Linked DNA regions of Homo sapiens: region 2 is linked to region 1. Evidence: read pairs that join two places in POLR2A ChIA-PET (ENCODE). Cell type or tissue: PC-9. All regions are shown on one strand.

Region 1 (2,500 bases):
AAAAGCATGACAGTACATCTACAAAAATTATAACAGCAGCTATTGCTGGGTGTTTCACTTCCATGTGGTTTTTAAAATATTTTTCTGACAGTTTTACATTGAGCATAAGTTACTTTTACAATTTACCAGCACAAGACCCAACATTTTCCCCAAATCAACTGTCCTCTTGGTTTCACCATTAAAAATGGACACCACCAGAGAGAGAATCCTTTAGAATTGGGATTCTATCATATTCTTTATGTGTCATTTATTAATGTTTTATTAATCAGTAAGCTTAAGAACCTGAAAATAAACTTTTTTTATTAATCGCTCTAACACTCACACATATTATCTCAGAGACACTATTTCAGTACATTGTCTCCACATATTACTAATGTGTTATTCCACTGATACCTCCAAAAGATACTTTTTCAAAAATGGCCAAATGTTAACTCTCCATTATTGTCAGCTCTATTAAATTTCTCTAGAGATCAGAAGATGACACAGATTACAAGAACTATTATGTAAATTCCATCTGCCACAAAACATCATTGCCCAACATGCCATCCACAACTATTTCAATAAACATTCTTGAGCATATTCTACCCTAATTCTCTTATATAAATGCTCTTTAGATATCAACGAGACCTAAAGCAGCATTAAAGCTTTCTAAACAATTTCTCTTGTTTTGCTCTGCTTTCTCCTATGAATAGGTTCTATGCTACATTTGGCTTTTGGCCCAGATTCAAAGTACTTACATTTATCTAAGCTAATATCCATCTGATGCATTTTAAGTAATTGAGACTGCTTTTTAAAGGTTTTATTTGTAATAAACTGCTTTATAAATTATCTACATTTTTTCCATTTATTTCTGTCTCTCCTGTAATTACCATAATTGTTTTCTATCCTCAAGCAGAGGCAAAAATATTAGGTTCCATATCATGAAACTCCATAAATATAAGAAGACTACATATTCTAACTACTGTGAGTGAAGGTATGGGATAAAGGGCAAATATAGATTCTCTTTCCCACAGCGATATTAATACTGGGCCTGCTATCAACTTGCTAACCCAAGTAAAATCCAGTTGTGATGTTTCCTATTTCAAAGTTTGCTGAAAAAACAACAAAAAACAAAACAAAAAATCCCCAACTATTAATAAATTAGCAGAGCTTAAAGCTCTTTGTCACTTAATTTGGAATAGATGAAAGTATTTTCCTCAGAGCAGAGATATTCAATACTATTTGTGAGGCAGAATCAGCCCTTGAGGACTACGTCTAAAGCAGGCCAGGGCATGAACTAACTGAAAAGCGGGCTTTTCTGGGCCTGGTTCAACCTGACTACCCACAAGTATGCGAGATGCCTCAGGCCATGCATGACAGTATGCAGTTGCTGAATTATAAGATAAAATCTACCTTTCTCAGGGAAGGGAGATCAGTATGCTTTCTCTCTCTTTTTTTTAAACTTCTTATAATAAGCCTCAAAGTTACACAAGAACAAATCTTAGCTAACAGAGGAATTCTGTAACGGTCAATTTACTGGTAGCATACTTCAAAAAAATTATAAAGACATCATTCTAGAATGTAACTGCTAAACATTTACCTAAAATACAACTCTATTTTAGTGTTCTTAAAGTCTTCAAAAATTATTCCTAACAGTGAATGAAAATTTAGAAAAACTGCGAGAGATATATATATGTGTGTGTGTGTTTATCTTAGTGTTTTTACTTTTCTTAGAAAAATAAAAAGCTGATATAAGTATTAGTAAATGAACATCTAGAATTGATTTCCATAGCTATCTTTAAGAAATACTTAATGAATTTTAAATTACTTAAGAAAAATGCAAACTTTTTGAAAAGTGTTTCTATTAAGTAATAAATCCTTCATATAAACACACATAAAAAGCTTACTTCTAAAATTACTCTAACACTTTAAAATAACTAGGGATATATGCATGGCCACCAAAAATTAGCCCTGTTTTTTCCATTTGATCTGGGTAGAGTTTATTATCATAAGGATTATAGTAAGTTTCAGCAATCTCTGCTTTTAGATCTAAAATTCTATTTCTGTAAAGGCTATTTTAATTGACTAAAAGCTTTCTCTTGTGCTCTGAGTTGGAATACACAGAACGTTATACTTTACCTGAAACTGAAGTAGCCATAAAGGTTAAAAAGATGCTTTCTACGTTGTAATTAAAAAGTTATAGGTCAAGTAAATGATTTTATAAACTATATTCAATTAGTTTTAATGTTCAGTGCATCTTTTAGTCTTGTACATTCTAATGTTTTGAAATGGGTGACCCATGTTAACAAAAATATCCACTTAACCAGAACATGCCATTCCTTTATCATCATGGCTTTCACCCTTGGAGGCAACATGGTAGAGTGGGGGGAAAAATACACTTTAGGAATCAGGCAGATCTGGTCTTAAATCATGGTTCTATCACATAGTGGTATGACCACAGATAAGTTACATAACAACTTTCAATTTCCATTTCATCGTTTGAAAAATGAAGATAACAGAA
Region 2 (2,500 bases), 1.6 Mb before region 1:
AGTCAGAAGCAGTCCATTTCTAAAAACTAAGTGGTATTTCAACAGCTCTAACAAAGGAGAACAGAAACTAGTCTTGGATTTTTATGAGAACTTTAATATGAATGATTTAAGAAATTATACTTTAAAAATCTCATTCAGTTAAAGTACAGATGTATATGCTACAACTTTTGGTTTTGGTTTTTTGTTTTTAGACAGGGTCTCACTCTGTTTCCCAGCCTGGAGTACAGTGACATGATCTCAGCTCCCTGCAACCTCTGCTTCCCAGGCTCAAGTGATCCTCCAGCCTCAGCTTCCTGAGGAGCTGGGATTACTGGCATGAGCCACCACACCCAGCTAATTTTTGTGGGGTTTTTTTTGTACAAATGGGGTTTCCCCATGTTGCGCAGGCTGGTCTCGAGCTCCTGAGCTCAAAGCTATCTGCTCCCCTAGGCCTCCCAAAAGGCTGGGATTACAGGCCTGAGCCACCGTGACCAGCCTTGTGCTACACCTTTGTATAAACCTACTTTAAAATACAAAAAGGTACTCCATTCATTCTTTTCAAAAGATTTAGTGAATGTGAATAATGTCATATTGCCTAGAGTAATCTTGATGTTTTTGTTCCACTGGAAAAAAACAAGGTCCCTTTAGCTAAAGCTTTTCTTCTGCTATTGTCACTTCAGCACTAGCAAAACTAGGGTGACAGCTCATAAAGAAAATAACCAAAAGCTCTCACTTTGTCCAATGACGTGGCAGCCCTCCAGCACTGGCATTTCCTGCCCCAAATTAACTCCAGGGGCCATAAGATCAAAGTAAGAAGGAAGTAGCTTGTCTTTCTCTTTAGTTGTGGTAGCTACTTTGTATTACATAGGCAATATAATTCATTGTTTCTTATATAACCGCTTATGCTATTTTACATTGTACTAGGCATCTGCAAACAAACAAATGTTATTTCTTGTTCCAAGTTAGGTAAAACTTGTAAATAAAACCCTGCAAAATGGCTCACAATAAATCAAAATAGTCCTACAAGAAAACAGAAAGCTAGAAAAAGATTAGAGATAAGGTCCTGCCAATAGATAATTCTATTTTAAAAGAAAAAAAATCAGCTGAAGTCCTATTTGGTTCTCATGAACCTGAAAAGATAGTTAGTTGTTTTGCCAGAAAAAGAGTCCCAGACATTATTTGGTCACTTGCCTGGAATAGCTTGGCATTTCTGCACCCTCAAGTAATAAAACTTACTTGTAAAACCCTTTAAGGCAACAGAGATTGCCTGTATTTATTTTCTAGGAAGGGAAAATATTGAAAATTATGATGTATTCAAAGACCACAACTATAGGAGAAAATGCCATACTGCTAAATGTTTTTCAGTTGACATGATCTTTTAAATCATCTCTATTGATCCCTTTATTTAAGATTCGATTTGGCTATTGTGAGAATAATGAACAAATAAATGAATGTGATATCCATTTGATATCTAGTATTTCACCAAAAAAAAGGAATAAGCCTGGATTTTTTTATCTTTGCCCTATTTACATTGTACAATGAGGAAGAAATTTTGGAACGGAGCTAACAAAAGATCTAAATTAAGACACCATTTTAAAGCTCTGGGAATTACAGTGGCACTATTACCCAGAAGCAAAAATCCTAAATGATTCTATGAACAGGTAACAAACTACAAAAAACAGGTAACAAGGGCCAGAGACTGGACTAGGTTGGTATTTCTTTTTGTTCAACAAGTATTTACTGCCAGAGACTGGACTAGATTGGTATTTCTTTTTGTTCAACAAGTATTTACTAAGAAACTAAAATGTTAGAAGCTTCAGGGGATACAAAGATAGGCAACTTCCCTGAAATAATTGAGAATTATCTATGGTGGGAAAAACTATGAGAAAGGAAAGAGATTTTTTAAAAATGCTATAGCAATTAAGCAGCTTCCAGATATATTTTGGGAAAATTACAGATAGTAGTAATTAGCCTAACCCTGATATGCAAGTTAATCATCTCTCCCATCTAGAAAGTTGTTCTTTTTGTAACAGAAGACACATAAAATAGTGTCTATTCACTTTATAAAAATAGCAATAAACCTCAAATTCCTCAAGTAGAAACAAAATACATTTTCCTCTAAATAAAAAAAACTATTTTGAGCTAGGAAAAGAGAATACCTATTAAAATGTATTTTGCTTGCTGGAAATCTGGTTCAACTCACAATTTCCCAGCAAAAGGAAAAACTAGGATAATTCTTTCTCTGACAAGATTGCCTGTGCTGTTGGCAACACTCTTCAAAAACTGAAACTCTAATTTTTAATTCTACAGTTACCTCCTAGCCTTCCATGGTCTCATCTACTAAACCACAGTTAGAATTACATTTCCTACATATGTTATTTTCTTGGAGTTCAATGAACAGGACTGAAAATAAAGATCAGAAAAGAAAGAAGAGAGACTCAAATTAAGGAAACCAACTAAAAACAGTGAGACATAAGAACTAAAAGGCAAGGGAAGAAAAAAGAGACAGAGAAAAGACAGA

The links. ChIA-PET counts read pairs that join two places held together with the same protein. Peaks named below come from ENCODE experiments on the same cell type or tissue, not always from the same donor. Only the 100,000 strongest peaks of a DNase experiment are listed, where the experiment ranks them.
Region 2: POLR2A ChIA-PET joins it to region 1 with 11 read pairs; 1 of 35 experiments calls an interaction of 5 or more read pairs at or near these places.

The regions. Positions count from the first base shown.
Region 1 is chr7:112,768,936-112,771,435 of GRCh38, forward strand. All of the region lies in intron 4 of TMEM168 (transmembrane protein 168), which reads right to left. Among named protein-coding and RNA genes, the nearest start is that of TMEM168, 20 kb to the right of the region's middle. In PC-9, no CTCF peak of the experiment used is centred here; a DNase peak (open chromatin) is centred at 1,346.
Region 2 is chr7:111,137,655-111,140,154 of GRCh38, forward strand. All of the region lies in intron 3 of IMMP2L (inner mitochondrial membrane peptidase subunit 2), which reads right to left. Among named protein-coding and RNA genes, the nearest start is that of LRRN3, 48 kb to the left of the region's middle. In PC-9, no CTCF peak of the experiment used is centred here; no DNase peak of the experiment used is centred here; H3K27ac peaks cover 954 bases.